Regions from separate parts of the Homo sapiens genome. Here region 1 is linked to region 2. A link is a loop called in an ENCODE intact Hi-C map of the cell type or tissue named here. Cell type or tissue: Caco-2. All regions are shown on one strand. Each heading gives the region's core, and the rest is flanking DNA. Links, peaks and the distances in the headings are about the cores only. Region 1 overlaps IQCJ-SCHIP1 (IQCJ-SCHIP1 readthrough). Region 2 overlaps IQCJ-SCHIP1 (IQCJ-SCHIP1 readthrough).

Region 1 (8,000 bases), core at 1-8,000, 170 kb after region 2:
TCTGCTCCAATTCTTCTGCTAAACACGGTCTGCTAAAGACTCTCCGTGACCTTAGAGCAGGATAGAACCAAACTTAGACATTTGGCAGCGCAACTAACCTTCCCTAGCCAGCCTATTTCCTAGTAGGGAAGATAGGTCTCCAGTGGTTAAGAATGTGGGCATGAGCCAGACTGCTTCAAGGCTAATCCCAGCTCTTCCACTCACTAGCTATGTGATCTTTGGAAATTTACTTAATCTCTCTGCCTCAGTTTCCTCACTAGTAATAGTACTTCCCAGGATAGTACCAACAGGTGAATGGGATAGGTACTTCTGTTGGCTCAATTTCCAGATGAGACTTACAGATGCTAAGTAACTTGCCCAAGACATCACGGCCAGTAAGGGGTCAGAGCTGGGACTGGAAACTATACCTCTGATACCCAGACAGGGGTTCCTGACATGCAAAGAGTCCCTGGACTGAGTAATAAATGTGGTAAAACTATGCTATAGACACAGTGGTGGTCCAAAGAAAGTGTTCACTTCATTTGGGTAGGTTAGAGGAGGAGAATCTTGAGCTGGGTCCTGAAAAATAATTAGAAATTTGCCAGGAGGATGTGGAAGGAGATATTCCAGGCAGAGGGAACAACGTGTGTAAAATTATGGAGACAAGGAAGAGCAGTTTGCTCTGGGGACCATATGGCCATGGAGTAGGATGTGTTGACGGAAGCCAATAGTAAGAGGGAGGCTGTGGAGCAATGTTTCTCCAGGGTTTTGCTGCATCAGATATATATTAGTAGCATTTGATGTGCAGATTCTGGGCCTCTCCCCAGGCATAATGAATCAAAATCACTGAGGTTAGAGTTTGGCAAACTGCATTTTAAAGGAAGCAAGCCATATGAATGTGTAAGAACTAAGATTAGGTGAACCACAGACAAGGATGGAGGCAAAAAGTAGATCATAGCAGGCCTTATGTATGCTAAGGTGCTTGGATTTGGGCAGAGCCACTGCAGGTCAGATAGATCACTGGACACAGTGTAGAAGATGGAATGAAAGAGGTTTGTTGGGGAGTGGTGTCTGATGGTGGTGAGAATGCATTCTAGTGGGGAGATACTAGTTTTAAGAAAAGGTACTCCCGAACTAAGACAAGTTGGGGGCAGTAGAAGAGAGAACAGCAGAAATACAAGCCATATAAAGCACGTTGAATCATCAGAAGCTAGGGGGAGAGGGAAGGGGGAAGCATTGAGGAATCGGAGGAGTGTTGGTTGTTGGGCTGGCACAAAGTGACTGCTTGGAACTCAGTGAGTCTTTGATGTGCTGCTTGCAAGGGAGACCTGCCAGGGAGGAGTGATCATGCACCCAGCCTTCCCAGATTTCCCAGAGGAAAGCAGCGATGTAAAATGTGAACATAGCGTGACTGGAGCAATGACATCTGCAGGTGACAGGGAGAAAGCCATCTGCTTAGCTACAGCCCCCCTCTCCTGACACTTTTTAGTTCATGATCATGATGGTAAAAAAATTTGGAGTTTTGATTTGGGGCATAAGATGCAATGCAAAGAATTGAGAACCATTGTCTTACAGCAAAGTACTGACCTATTAAATATTTGGGGGTGACAGAAAGACCTGACATTGACCATGGGGAAGTGAAGTAATAATCACCCTTGGAGAGTATCAAGGCAAAAGTCATGAAAGGGAGGTAAAACTAAAACCATATACTCTGTATGACAGGAAGGGAAATGACTGAAATTTTCTGGACAAGCACCACAGTGTCTTTCTTCCCGATGATGTCATTTGGTTAGAACAAGGACTTAACCAGCTACTGAATTATTACAGTTTTCCATGACTAACTGACTTTTTCTGTTATGTTTGGTCTTAAGCTTTCTGTTGCCCAGGAGATCCACATCTACATGTTCAACCTCAAACCCTTCACAATTATTTTTTACATAAAGGACTGTGTTTTTTGTTTGTTTTGTTTTGTAAAATCCTCTAGATTAATAGGAGGCAACAGTACCACTCATTTCTAAAGCATACTATTTATAAGTTGGTAAGGTTGTTGCATGCTTTTGAACTTGAATATTTATTTTGTCCCTCTTGGAAACAGTATCTAGCACATCACTGTAAAACTTGATTTTATTGAATGCCCTTTAGTTTCTCTTAGGTTAAAATGTGGAGCTTATACAGTCACTTGTAATTTCCTCAGTCTTACCTTCAGATTCTTCCTCTAAAGGATTTTTCTTTCTTCCTTTCCATTTTTACTTTAAAATGAATTAAGCATGATACCAACTTCATGCAGTTTCTTATTGTGAAGAACACATTGGTAAGATTGAAATGTTATTAGTCTAATTCTGTGCTATATTTTGAAATAAAATCTTCTGGAACAAATGTAAATCTAATGATTAGAAAATGTCACTTACATTTCTCAAAAAACAAACTTACAAGCAAGCAAATTTAAAGATCTTTTTTTTTTTTTTGAGACAGTGTCTTGCTCTGTTGCCCAGGCTGGAGTGCAGTGGCACGATCTTGGCTCACTGCAAGCTCTGCCTCCCAGGTTCACACCATTCCCCTGCCTCAGCCTCCCAAGTAGCTGGGACTACAGGTGCCTGCCACTACACTCAGCTAATTTTTTTGTATTTTTAGTAGAGATGGGGTAAGATCTTTAGTTTTTATTTGCAATTCTAGAATTAGGCAACACCTCATTCTATGGAACAGAATGAGTATTCCAATAAGCTGAGCAGAGGAAGTTGACTTTATAGAGAGGAAAGGGTGGAGGAAAGCAGGAAGAGGCAGCAGAAAATTGATTGTTTGTTTCAGTTACTTTCTTTGCAAAGGTTAAAGCAGAGGGGGCTTCCTTATGCCAGCTAAAACTGGCCTGTTTGGTAATTTGGCTGTTATGTTTCTCTGCTGGTTTCTTGAAAGGTCAGATGAACAACTTAGTTTCAACTTGGTGGCATGGAACTTCAGCATGAATAACTCTATTTTGGTTTTGGTCTGTTGGGTCTAATACAGGAGCTCAGTTCAAACCAATGGCCTCCTATAAATTTTATATAACAATTAGTATTACACAAACTGGAAAGCTGGCTTTGCGGAATAAGAGCAGGTTTTGGAAATAGCTGGACTGGATCTTAATCTTTTCTGTTTCTGCTAGCCATGTGACCTTGAGCAAATTACTTGACATCTCTGTGCCTTAATTTTGACATCTGTAAAATGGGAGTATTAATACTACTTAATTTCACAGGCTTTTTAGGAGGTTTAAATGGCAATGTGTGTACCTGGCTCAAAATTACTGTTAGTTATTTTTCCTTATCTTTTTCTTCTTCATTATCATGATTTACTTTGTTTTCATAACAGCCAAACAAGGCCAGGCGCAGTGGTTCACGCCCGTAATCCCAGCATTTTGGAAGGCAGAAGCGGGGGGATCACTTGAGGTCAGGAGTTCGAGACCAGCCTGGCCAACATGGTGAAACCCTGTCTCTACTAAAAATGCAAAAATTAGTTGGGCGTGGTGGTGCACACCTGTAATCCCAGCTACTCGGGAGCCTGAGGCACGAGAATCGCTTCAACCCAGGAGGCGGAGGTTGCAGTGAGCCGATATCATGCCATTGCACTCCAGACTAGGCAACAGAGTGAGACTCTGTCTCAAAAAACAAAAACAAAACAACAACAACAACAACCAAAAAAAACAGCCAAACAAGGCTTATTTTTCCAGAGGCTTGCTACAGTTTTCTATGCCTAGTTGGCTCTGAACACATTACTAAATCTGAGCTTTTAAATTAGAATAATCATGAGTTAAAACAAAGTGAATTTAAAATTCTTTCCTTATTTCTTGAACTTTTGCTTTTAATGATAGTTGCAAAGCTCCTGGAATTTTCCACCAAGTTATCTTCCACTTGGGGCCTCATGTATGCAAATGAGAGGAGTTGGGTAATGAAGAGGGAGAGGGAGACACTGAACAGGGCAATTATTTGACCTACATTCCTTTACTCTGGTGTTCAAGAGGCTTTATTCATATTTGTGTGTGCAGTCCTTTGTAACTGTTTGCAAATTTCGTCTCCTCAGACATTCTTTCTTCCTGAGGTAATAGATGTGCACACCACTGGGGCACTCAGACACAGGTATGCTGTCTTGGCTTCTCTGTTAGAAAGGAAAGGCTAAGGCCACTACGCAGCACAGTGAAAAGAAGCAGACTTCAGGGTCCCCAGACTTGCATTTGAATCTTAACCCTGGGCAAATTACTTCACCTCGCTGAGCATCAACTTCTCTCTCATCTGTGAAATAATGAAGTAGAGGATTACAAAGAGGATGGCACTGAACCTGGCACACAAAATATATGTTTATCCAATAAAAGTCTCCTTGCTGCCTTCTTGAGGAGTGCCAGGGATACGGGTGACCGGGGATACAGGTGTCTTGTCACAAGACGGACAAGCCTGCTGGCCAACTGACAGACAATCCAACAGGTTTAAGTGTGATAATAAGGGAATATGTGTAAGTGTGATAATAAGGGAATATGTGGTAGTGGTGAGAACGTATGGAAGACTTAAGCTGAGACCTGATGAGTGAGTTAGGAGCTTGCCATACAGTCTGGTGGGAGTGCAAGAGAGAGCCTGGCACACAGAAGTTTCGTAAGGCTGCCTAGGACAGGAGGGATGGGTTGGGGCCAGATTAAAAGGGCCTTCTCAGCCTCATTTTAAAATTTGGACTTTATCCTAAGAATAGTGAGAAACTTATTGCAGCATTTTAAGTGGAGAAGTGATGCAACAGATTTGGATTCTAGAAAGATAACTTAAGGTAGATATTAGATTTGAGGGGTAGCTACACCATTGCCTGGGGTCTAGTTCAGTTGGGACCCCCAGTTGAAGTCCTCCAGATGAGAGATGATGGAGGACTGATCTTGGAAGGCTTCCAGGAAGAAGAAAGTAGTGCTTTCATTCATTCACTTATTCCCCACATATTAATTGAGTATCTATTATGTGCCATGCACTAACTTCAAAGGGTATGGTAGTGAACAAAACAAAGCCCCTACCTCAGTGGAGCTACATTCAACATAAAACACAGATGAGTCTATGAGTAAATGAATGTAAACAAAACACAGATAACACTCTGATTTTATGACCAAGTTGATACCCACCTCCCTGAACCCACCTTTAGAAGGAGAAGTCGAGTGTAATTGAGCAGTTATTACTCAGGCCCACCTCTCCAATGCGCAGAGATCTCTGGGGATATCTCTTACCAGGATAATGTCACACCTGCTCCAGCAGCCCTTTTTGGGGCTGCCCCCTCCCTCACTAACAAGTACTAGAAGGGAACCAATTCAAAGCCAGGGTCGGAAACTCAGACACTTAAAGGGGCAGAATATTGTTATGAGCTTTATGGTACACAGATGGTATCTGGAGCAAGAACGTGAACTTTGCATCAAGACCATTGGGTCTGAGGAACAGTGACCTCAATAGTAATTGCTGCTCTGTGGCTGCATGACAGTGATTCTCCACATGGGGCCTTTACTGACTGGTGGCCCGTGAAGGTCCTAGTGACATAAGGAAAAGCTAACCATGCCAGATCTTTCTTTTGTTGTTAAGGGCCCATGACCTGCAGTTTCCCTAACATTCATTTTTATACAGGGCAGAGGTATGTGTGCGAGCTCAGATACCTTAAATTCATATGCCTTTAATACAATCCAGGCAGATTTCTAAATGAGGGATGCTTCCCCACAAATGGAGAGTGAAAGTGGGCCAGCCTAAAAGGACCTCCATAGCACTGTGCATGGCCAGCTGTTTGTGGCTGTACCAAAAATGCAGGTCATAGGATTTTTATGTGAAAATTTCTATATTTAAATGTTGGCAACTAAGTCTGTTTTTTTTTTTTTTTAATATGCAGTTTTTAATCATCTGTGGGCTGGATTCTTCCTTTATCTTTTCCAAGGCTGCCTTGTAAAAACGTCCACTGCTGGCATCTGCTTTTCTTCCTTTTCACTCCCCAGTCCTGGGTCCTTTAGTCTCTCATTATATCAAATACGAGTGACTCAAATTTAGCCAAAATTTTCTTGAATTTATGGAAAAGCTATATACAAAAGTAAGTTTCTGTATACAAGTATTTTATATCAGGAAGAATTTTCAGTTGGGGATGGTAACAGTTACTGTAAGTAAGATATGGTTATAAATGTTGTTTCTCTAAGGGGAGAAATTTCTGATGTCTAGTCAATTTACAAACCTGTGTTCTAGAACATAAACATTTGTTTGTAAGTAAAAGAAAGAAAGTACATGCAGATGCATTAAATCCATACTTACACCCAGTATATATGAGTACATAATATACTTTTCTTGGGAATTATCAGATACTTTTTCCTGAATCAAATGATGAAGACTATTTAAAGTAGAAAAGAGAGAAAACCAGTCTATTCTGCATGGACATTTTGTTATCACTTTTATGGTAAGCAGTTCCATAAGTGTGTGCCTCTGTTTTGGCATAATAAAATTTTACATTACTTCTTAAATTAAGTACAAGTTTTGAAAAGGAAAAAAAATTAACCTCCTGTTATAATCAAAATCTTTCACTTTCTAAAAATCAGAGTATCTTCTTTTAAAGGGAGTTATTTATTCAATAAAAATTCTATATTTCTATATACCTTACAATTTTTTAAAATTCTGGTACACACAGTATCCTTATAATCACTTTTTCTTTCTATTTATATCCTTAAAAACATCTGCACGAGGTAGGAAAAAAACTCAGATTTTAATGAAATCATAAAAACAAAAGAACTTGATGCAGCCCACAGCACCTGCTAACCATACAATGTGTTTACAGTTGTTATTGCTACAATTAATAATATCACTATTGTCATTATAAGTGTGATTGACAGTTGAAGAAACTAAGTCTTAAGGAAGTTAAGGCCACCATGGTTATAAAATTAGTCAATTTTAGAGACTAAACCTTATTAAATCACAGGTCTATGGACTTAAAATCCATAACCTTTCATTTATACCAATAAAAAACAAAAGAACAAAGAGGGCCTTTTGTTATTGTAACACCTTTATGTGCTGGGTGCATTGTCCATATTAGCTTATTTATTTATTTTTATTTTTTGGCAGGTACTGTATGAGGTTTCATTTTATAGATAAAGAAACTGAAAAAGAGGTTAAGTCACTTACCAAGGTCACATTGCAAGTAAATGGCAAAGCCAAAAAAATGCTCCTATGTCTGAATGCCAAGGCTCCTGATCTCCTGGAGTGCATTGTATCTAATTGATAGTTGCAAGTAACCAGTATTTTACTTTTAATTGATAGCAGACATTTAAGAGGTGTGTGTCACTTGCAACTAGAGCAAATTTTCTTCATTTCATAAAATTGCCAGCTACAGTAGAAGAAAGCAGTCATCTTCAATAGATAGGGTTTTCTGTAAAATAAACAAAAGGGTTTTGTGCCTGATTTTAAAAAAAAGAATTCTATTTCTTTCCATGTCTGAGAGGTGACCTTTCTGATGTTATACTGTGGGTGGAATTCATTCTGGAGGTTGTGAGTGGGATTTTGGGAGTATGATGGGAATGACTGATGAATCCATACTCCATTTGTAAGTGGCTTGTCGTGATGATGAATAGAGAAAACATAAACAGTGGATATAGCAAAGTATCAGTTTGGATTAGGTTTAGGTGTAAGTGACAGAAAATCTAAAATGCTAGGACTTCAGAAAGGATAGTAGCTTATTTCTCATGCATGTAAAAGAAGTGTGGAGGTCAGGAGTCTTAAGGCAGGTTCAAGATGACTGAAGGTTTTTTCTTTTTTCAATCCTGCTCATCCTCAATACATGGCTTTCTGCCTCATGGTCCAAGTTGGCTCCTTAAAGACCTGCTATTGTGTTGTAATTGACTGTAGGAAGGAGAAAGGGAAGAAGAAGAACACATCTCCTTTCCTTTAAGGACACTTCCCAGAAGTCACACGTGACACCTCTGCTTAAATTCAGTTAGCCGGAATTTAGTCACATGGTTGTGACCTCACACACATGCTGCAAGAGAGGCTGGAGAATGTATTCTTATCCTA
Region 2 (9,607 bases), core at 1,608-9,607:
GAAGCTGGTCTCCTAGATTGCATTCCTGTCCTCCCTTTTGTACATGCATTGGGATTGGCAAGTGTCCTAGACAAAACAGTATTATATTGCCAGTCAGCTGCCATTTGACTGAGGCTTTTAAGTTCTGGGATACAAGTGCAGAATGTGCAGGTTTTTTACATAGCTATACATGTGCCATGGTGGTTTGCTGCAGCTATCAACCCATCATCTAGGTTTTAAACCCCACGTGCATTAGGTATTTGTTCTAATGCTCTCCCTCCCTTTGCCCCCACCCCGACGGGCCCCGGTGTGTGTTGTTCCACTCCCTGTGTCCATGTGTTCTCATTGTTCAACTCCCACTTATGCATGAGAACATGCACTGTTTGGTTTTCTGTTCCTGTGTTAGTTTGCTGAGAATGATGGTTTTCAGCTTCATCCATGTCCCCGCAAAGACTGTGGCATTTTTGTAATTATTAGTGAAATTATAGACCATGGACTTCTCCACGCCACTATGGTAGCAGAGAATCTTCTAAGTTATCCGTAAAAGATTTATTTAAATATTTTATTTTCTCTCAAACTGCATGGTGAGGCAAATATATTTTATCCACAGGAATGGCCCCAGGCAGAGAAAAGACAGGAAAACAACATTTACTTGGCACTGGCTGTCTGCCAGACACTATTCTCAGCAAATTACCTCATTTAATCCTCACCCTATGAGGGAAGTACTATTATAATTCCCATTTTACAGATACACAAATGAAGAATCAAAGATGTAAAATAATTGCCCAAGAGCTAGAAATTGGTTAGAAACTGGTTGAGCCAGGATTTGCACCTAAGTCTATCTGGCATATTCTTCCCAGTAAGTTGTGCTATGTTGCTTATCTGGGAGTTCATCGCCTAGTGAGATGGCCTAGCCAGGTTGAGCCTATGATGAAGAAAAATATTCATCTGAAGAACAACTTGATAGGCTGAATCAAATTATTTTTAAAATCTACTGGAGGGTTTCTGAGGCTGCCAGGACTTGGAGGCCAAGATCCCGAAGAGAAGAGAAATTTATTGAGGCAATGTCAATATTGTGTGCTTTGCAATGCTTGTAAAAGTGTTTGCTGACTCTTACGTGGTTTTGGACGGAAGGCAGCTGCTGAAAGGTAGATAAAACCCATAGAGCTTTCCATAACCTCATTTGGCTGGAGGAAAGGGTTGGGCTTACTAAAGCAGTCAGAACTTTGGGAACCAAGATCCTAAGAAATAAATTAATGCAGAAAAGTGAACCCATCATTTTAACCAAGTTTTCATCTCAGGACATTTGCTAATTCTTAAGTTTTGAAGAGCAAGAGGCTAAGAAGCCAAAGTAACTGAGGAGTGGAGTTTTTAGCAGTCTTGTAGAGCTGTGAGATCAAAGTTGGAGTTCAAGGCTCACCAAAGAGGAGAAGACCTCTAAGCACTCAGGGACTTACACTAGAGACCTACACTCAAGAAATGTAGGTGAACAGAAGAAGAAACAACTTACAAAGCTTGGAACGAGCTGTGAGGGTTAGGGTCGAATTGTGGAGGTTTGCTCCTGTCTGACAGAATATATTTGGGAAAATAGTTAACATCATCCAGAGCATCTTCAATACTTCATGCACAGTGTCTGACATTCATCTAAAGTTACCATGCATGCCAAGAACTAGGACCAAGAGAAGAAGAAAAACAGAAAATGGAAGCTGACGTACAAGTGATGCAGATATTGGATTTTTCAGACATACTTTAAAATAACTATGATTATTAGGTTCAAGAAAATGCAAAACAAGATATAGAATTTCACCAAAGACCTGGAATCTGTAAGAAAGAATTACACAAACATTCTAGAAATGGAAAAAAATACAAGAATTGAAAGTAAAAGATGTATGAGAACCCAAAGGTATACCTGTTTATTTAAACCCAGAATTTAGGAAAAGCCAACAATACATGTAGACACATAGCTATTAACAGGCATTTTCTATGTGTAAAACAAGGTCAATAAAACAATATAAAAAATAACAAAACACAAAATGACCTTTATAGCATGGCCATAAAATCTGAAATATTAAAGATATCAAAGCAGCACCTGATTATGTTTTAAAGATTTTTTATGTGTAAAAATTTACTAAAAATACAACATAAAATCATAAAAACATACAGTTGGTGGAGAATAGACAAAGCCCACTCTTTAAGAAAAATTGTCTCTATAAAATACACAAAAGATGAGGTAAAAAAAGTGAATCTTCCTTTATTTAGACATTATCCTAAAAATAATAGATGATAAACTCAAAAGAGTACATTCTATCAATTATACATGCTGAAAATACGGTAATGATAATGCATAATATATTCTGTATCTGTAACTCATCAAGTTACTTGAAGTTAAACAAAAACACACACACACACACACACAACTTGATTACATTATTCTCTTAAGAAGACATTGAGACCCCAGGAGGTCCAGGCTGCAGTGACCTGTGATCAAGCCACTGCACTCCACTCTGGGTAACAGAAAGAGACCCTGTCTAAAAAAAGAAAAAAGAAAAAGAAAAACAAAAACAAAACACTGAATTTTCTTTTTCTGGCTAAGTCTTCTCCATTTGCTTATTTCAGAAATTTGCTTTTCCAAAGATGAGTTCACCCTGTCCCATTTTGGTACAAAACCTTTCATTTTATCTTTGAGCTTCTGAATTAACACTTTATTCCTACCAAATCTTATTGTTCAGGGATCAGGCAGTTAGTTTAAAGGATGAATCATGCCTATCAACAGGCCTGGCAGTTGCAGTCAACAGCAAATTGTGATTTCCAGAATGAAAGTGACTTGTTGCAGGACAACACTTACCAGCATGTGACCTGGGGCAAGTCACAGCCTCCCTGAGCCTCTGCATCTGTAAAGTGGGCTCAATTCCACCTCCTTCACAAGGCTGTTGTAGAGATTAAACAAAATAGACCATGTGAAAGCCCTGGGCCTCATTTATGTTTATAAACAAATCCTGTATTTTTAAAAACAAATTTCCACATTTCCTTCACTCAACACACATTTATTAAATATCTGCTGTGTTCCAGAATCCTTGACAGGCACTGAGAATACAAAGACCAATAAGGCATGCACTCTGCAGTCAAGGACCTCACAGCCCAGGAGGGAGGACAGACAAGTAAATAAAGTATTGCAAGACACTATTATAAGTGGCGGAACAAAGCAGGAACTTATCAACTCTGTTCTAAAAGTCAGGGAAGGCTGGGATTATGAGGGGTAAGAAGGAAATAAGGCAGATGAAGGAAATTGGAAAGACAGTGGCAGCCAAAGAGAATGTACAAAGCCCCAGAAGCATGAAAGAGCATTACACATTTATGAAACTGTAAAGTTTCAATTTCCCCTTTACTAAAATATGAGATGCACATTGGGAATACATAAAATGAAGCAGAGACATAATCTTGATCACTGACCTTCAGGGGCTCAATCTGATGAAAGAAAAACACACATATGATTAATCTCAATGGTTATGCGGAAAATTAAGAAAAAATTCCACACTGTATGACCTCATCTACAGAATTTTTTTTAAAACTATGTAAAAAAGTGACTAGAAACAAAAGAGAAACAATCCAATTTTTAAATGGGCAAAGATGTTTATAGCAGCACAATTCACAATAGCAAAACTATGGAACCAGCCCAAATGCCCATCAACCAACGAGTATATGTGGATAAAGAAAATGTGGTATATATATATACACCATGGAATACTACTCAGCCATAAAAAGGAACTAAATAATGGCATTTGCAGCAACCTGGATGGAATTGGAGACCCTTATTCTAAATGAAGTAACTCAGGAATGGAAAACCAAACATCATACGTTCTCACTCGTAAGTGGAGCTAAGCTATGAGGACACAAACATTCTCGCTCATAAGTGGAGCTAAGCTATGAGGACACAAAGGTATAAGAATGATACATTGGACTTTGGGGACTACAGGAAAAGGGAGGGAGGTGAGGGATAAAAGACTACAAATTAGGTACGGTGTACACTGCTTGGGCGATGGGTGCACCAAAATCTCAGAAATCGCCACTAAAGAACTTATTCATGTAACCAAACACCACCTGTTCCCCAAAAGCCTATTGAAATAAAAGAAATTGGATAAAATCTTAAAAAATAATAGTGTTAAAATTAGATGTGGTATTCAAACCTCCTGATTTGGGTAGTGGTGCATTTTCACCCAAAGTTGAATTACAAGGAAAGTACCAAAAAAAAAGTTAAAACGTGGGCAAAGAATTTGAAAAGATATCTATCCAAAGAAAACATACAAAGGAGAAATAAGTACATGAAAAGGTGCTGAACATCATTAGTAATTAGGGAAATGCAAATAAAAACCACAGTAAGATACTACTTAACACATGCTAGGATGGCTATTACTAAAACTTAAAAAAAAAAACCCAGAAAATAACAAGTGTTGGCAACAATATGGAGATATCAAAACCCTCATGCATTGCAGCTGGGAATGTAAAATGGTGTGACTACTGTGGAAAACAGTTTGATGGTTTCTCAAAAATTTAAACATAGAATTACTATATGGACCCATAATTCCATTTCTAAGTATATACTCAAAAGAATTTAAAACAGGAACTCTAACAGACACTTGAAGACCAATGTTCATAGTGGCATGAGTCACAATAGCCAAAAGGTAGAAACAAGTGTTGACCAGCCAATGAACAAAGTAAATACATACAATAAAATATTATTCAAGGATAAAAAGGAATTAAGTTATGACACACGCTACCCTGTCAATAAACTTTGAAAATATTATGCTAAGTGAAATAAGGCAGAAACAAAAGGCCAACATTGTATGGTTCCACTAATAGGAGCTATTTTGTGTAGGCAAATCGACAGAGACAGAAATTAGAATAGAGGTTACCAGGGGCTGGAGGGAATGGGGAATAGGGAGTTATCGCTTAATAGTTACAGAATTTCTGGTTGAGATAATGAAACACTCTAGATAGTTGTGATGGTTATACAAGATTATGAATGTATTTCGTGCCACTGAATTTTACACTTAAACATGGTTAAAATAGTAAATTTTATATTTTACCACAAAAAAATTTTTTTAATAAGCAGTGGAAAAAAATGGAACATCTCTAAATATTAACAATGGTTTCTCTGTGTGATATGCACCCCCCACCTCATCTCTTACTTTCTCCACTTATTTGTATTCTTTTTTCCTTAATGAATATGTATTCTATGTTTTTAAAAACTCTAAATTTTACTTTTCAAAAAGAAAGAAAACAAAAAAAAATATGGTAAGATTTTTTAAATCTATGTTTTAGCTATGTATGAAGTCCCTTGGGAATGGAGAGGCCATCATCTAGATTGTACTAGGGCTGGCAACAACCTTGCAACCAGCTCGTTTGAGGACTAGAAAAATGTGGCTATGTGTCGTCTTGCCCTAGAAAACCTCTTGGAGGAGATGTAGCCTGAATCCGGATTATTGTGAGCCTTCTGCAAAGCTTTAGCTCTGCGCTGCAGCCCCATGTAGGCCAAGACGTCTACAGGCGCCAACTTCAAAGAGACACTTCTCCCTTGGAATGCAGCTGCCCAGCTGGCCTGAAGGACTCTGCAGAGATTAGAAGAGTCAGATAACAACTTTCCACTGAATAGGAGGTGGGATGCAAACATCAGCTAGTTTCTTCCTGGGACTCCCTCTCCCTCAGGGCGAGGCCTTTGGCTGTGTAGGACCAAACATCAGGCACCAAGGCTTTTCCCATTTTGGGGAAAGGAGGGAAGCTAATTTTGTTGTATTAGCAACTGGCTTCTGGACCTTGCTCTCCTTCCCTTTGTCAGAGAGAAAGCACAAATGATATTGTAGCCATGTATCTCAAACTTGGAACAAATAGTTTTAGAACTGGGCCCTGCCATGGAATTGGATCATCAAGCAAAGACCTAGAGCACTGCTAGTTTGCTCAGGGTTTTGTCTTGAGCTGGTCTGACTGAAGGGCAACTGAACTGCCAGGGGAGGACGGACTATGATGAGCTCCCAGGAAATCTGTCCCTGATGTTGATGATACTCAGGATATTTCAAAAGAAGATAGGTTTAAACCACAAGGTGGGGAGATGTGGACCCCTAGCTTGAAAGCTCCTTAACTGTTAAGGGGCACATGTGGGAGACTTCTAAATAAGGTGCTGAAGATGAAAGTTGCCTTTTCTTCTAGGGTTGTATCAGAAGGTTGACTCTAGATTTAGTTCAGTTATAGCCCCAGGGAATAAGCACCAACAGTGAAAACCTTCTCCTAGGTCTGAGAAAACTTATGGCCACACCCTTGAAAACTCAGACCACACCCTGAAATTCCACACCTTGGAATTTCATTCTTTTGCTTTTAAACTCTGCAGTCTCATAATTTCAGAATTGAACTAAGGGTTGGGACACAGATTTTTAACACAAAATCTTCATTTTCCCTGTGTTTTTCTCCTTTGAGATATCACACTTTCTACTGCAGGTATCTATATACATATAATAAACCTTGAATTTATTCTGTAAGGAAGCTCATCCCACAAGGGACAACAGAAAAGCCAGAGGGTGACATGTATTAAAGATGTAATATGTAAAAATGTGGCAGACCTGAAAAGCACACGTCTCCAAATTGAAAGGTACCACCAATGCCCGGCACAATAAATGGAGGTGGGAGAGAGAGAAAGGGCCCCACCCACAGGGCACACCATCTCAGTGAAATTGCAGAACATTGGGAGTAAAGAAAAAGTCCTAACAGCTTTCAGAGAAGAAAAGTAAATCACATACAAAATTCAAAAATTAAAATGACATCAGACTCTTCAATAGCAACACTGGAAGCATGAAAAGAATGGAGTAGTTCCCTGGGAATTCAGAGGGAAGTAATTTTAATATGAAATTTTCTACCAGACGTATCAAAACTCAAGTGCACAAGCAAGAAGAAATATATTTTTCCATATATATGGCTCAAGAAATATATATCCTATACACTCTTAATTAGGAAGTACATTGAGAATTCATTTTTAGCAAAACAAGAAAATAAACCAAAAAAAGAGTTTCCACTAAAGAAAGGTTAGAACAATCAGATATCTGATGTGATGAAATATTTGGAAAATATTAGTGATAGGCATTAGAGGGTTTTTTGAAATATTTGGAGTGGGGAAAATACATACATGGACCTACGCATAACAGTAAAAAAAGCAATAATTAACTCAAAAAAACCTGTAATCTTAGAACACTAGTCAACTTAGTAGTAATATTTAGCGACAAAAACAAAGACTGACTATAGATTTAACCAAAGATTGTGACATATGAAGGGATGGGATATGGGGAAGTTTGGAGGATTTGTTTTTCAAGGATTTTAGGGGGTAAATTAGAGAGCTTAGTAACAGAAAATAAAGAGATTATGTTTAAAATGTGTTACATAAGCAATAGTAATATTAAGATGCTAGTTAGAAATGCAGAGAGAGTGTATATTTTAAAAGAAAAAGTCATTAAGAGTTGCAATGGATTGCCTCTGGGAGGTAGAAATGAAGAATGGAAGAGGGTTAGTTTACTTTTAGTAATGTTTCATACCGTAAAAATAAGAAAAAAAGAAATAAACTATGTAAGTGTATTACTTTGGTTAACAAATATTTATTTTTAAACCAGTGTATCAGATTTCATCAAAATCTGTAAGAATTCAAGTTTTTCCAGCCAGAATAAACAAATAGGAAATGCTGAACAGTTAGAGGCCCACCTCTCAGTTTAGTCGTTGGTTTCACAAAGGCAAAGAAACCAAATTTATCTTCCTTTTGTTATGACTTCCACACTGATTTTGACAAATTTCCCTTAGTGCCTGTGCTCCACTGCAAATTACTTATTTTTCTGAGTCACTCTTGTCTAGACCACAAAAGCAGCCCCTGCACTGTGTGTGGCTGATGGGAATTGCAGGTTGTTCTCAGATTTGTTTGTACAGCACTTCTTCCCTTGCCCAAAGTATACATTATATGTGAATGAGGCTCGTCACAGCTCTGCATAATTACCGCATTTGGAGCCATTCTTCTCTTCAGAAGTTTTCCCCCCCTTTTCCTTTTGATTTCTTATATTTTGCAGCAACTGTCATCATTATTTTGATGCCATGGCTTAATAGCGCCTTCAAATGCAAATTTGACAACACAAGCTGAAAATCATGGGTGGCAAACAAAGCAACTAAACTTCCATGCCTGTGTTTTTTGAGAGCTCCACCTGATCTGTAAATGCACACGTTTTAGTAGCCAGCCCTGCTTACAACCTTCGTCTTTGTATTATAAGAAGAACCAGAATTTTCTGAAGATATTCTGCAAATCTAGGCTGTAAAATGGAGTTTCAATTCCTCTTACTCTGCTTTTTACAATTCTAACTTTGCAGATAGTTGAAATCCATCTGGAGGCTGTTTCCCAATGAACCTGTTCTCTTTGTATCATTTATCTATGAGTGATAAGTCAAATATTTCACAACCACAACTGCCCAGGCATTAGCCAAGCAAGCAGAGGAGCAGTCGGGCAGGAGCTCCTAGCCAGCACAAGCCTTCTACTTTTAGTTGCTGGACCATGGGAGAGGTGGTAGGGATGGGGGGTCTCTAGTCAGGGACTCGAGGGGCAACGATGGTGCTTGGGAGGCCAGAAGAGTAGCTGTACCTAATTGACATGGAAGTATTTTAGTGTTTTGACCACCCATAGAGCAGTATCTATGCATAGTGAAATACCATTCCTGTGGGATTCCCATCCTGCCTGTAATATAATTATAATATAGCTTCTTCTTCCTTCTGGTTTGTAAGTTTCTTGAGGGGATATTGAGACTCAGGTTCTTCTGTGTGACACCATGTTTCCTCTGGATGAGTATATGAATGAGAAAATGAATGATGAATGACAAATTATTTCTCCTCCTTTGTGAGTCTAGCTTCCTTACTCTCATTTGAAAACATTTAAATGTTTCAGCTTACTCTCATTTCAACATTTCAGCTTACTCTCATTTGAAAGCTTTTCATTTGAAAACATACCGAAACTTAGGTAAAGAAGGACATTTCATAATCACAAATGCAGTTCTTTGTGAGGACAAGAGATTTAGAAATAAACATTCAGGAATCAAACTATGCTCTTTTCTTGATAAAAGTTATCATTGTCTTAATAGATATTTGGGAGAAAGAGGAAAGTATACGCCTTGTACTTTGTTAGTTTTGTAGGCAGGTGTGGAATGCAATGGAAAAGATCTCATGCTAACCATTTTTCTTTTGAAAAAAAATGGAGATTTTATTGGCAGTGTTTTAATTTTGCAATATTTTATTATTTTATTTTATTATTTTGGAGACAGAGTCCTGCTCTGCTGCCCAGGCTGGAGTGCAGTGGCACAATCTCAGCTCACTGCAGCCTTTGCCTTTTGGGTTCAAGTGATTCTCCTGCCTAGCCCCCAGAGTAGCTGGGACAACAGGCATGTGCCACCATGCCCGGCTAATTTTTGTAGTTTTAGTAGAGACGGGGTTTCACCATGTTGGCCAGGCTGGTCTTGAACTCCTGGCCTGAAGTGATCCACCTGCCTCGGCCTCCCAAAGTGCTGGGATTACAGGCATGAGCCACCGCACCCAGCCTAATTTTGCAATATTTTACATTTAAATT

Evidence for each region. Peaks named below come from ENCODE experiments on the same cell type or tissue, not always from the same donor. Only the 100,000 strongest peaks of a DNase experiment are listed, where the experiment ranks them.
Region 1: it touches region 2 in a loop (2.5-fold over the local background); 5 of 110 quality-filtered maps call a loop at or near these places.

What each region holds. Positions count from the first base shown.
Region 1 is chr3:159,795,147-159,803,146 of GRCh38, forward strand. All of the region lies in intron 4 of IQCJ-SCHIP1 (IQCJ-SCHIP1 readthrough), which reads left to right. All of the region lies in intron 2 of SCHIP1 (schwannomin interacting protein 1), which reads left to right. LOC101928351 (a long non-coding RNA gene) reads right to left here. Exons shown (of 4, transcript XR_007096144.1): 3 at 7,116-7,359; 4 at 3,955-4,238. Among named protein-coding and RNA genes, the nearest start is that of IQCJ-SCHIP1-AS1, 31 kb to the left of the region's middle. In Caco-2, for the core only: no CTCF peak of the experiment used is centred there; a DNase peak (open chromatin) is centred at 4,065.
Region 2 is chr3:159,626,769-159,636,375 of GRCh38, forward strand. All of the region lies in intron 4 of IQCJ-SCHIP1 (IQCJ-SCHIP1 readthrough), which reads left to right. The region is part of intron 1 of SCHIP1 (schwannomin interacting protein 1); the gene reads left to right. Among named protein-coding and RNA genes, the nearest start is that of IQCJ-SCHIP1-AS1, 140 kb to the right of the region's middle. RefSeq lists an enhancer at 5,314-5,824. In Caco-2, for the core only: no CTCF peak of the experiment used is centred there; DNase peaks (open chromatin) are centred at 5,553 and 8,483.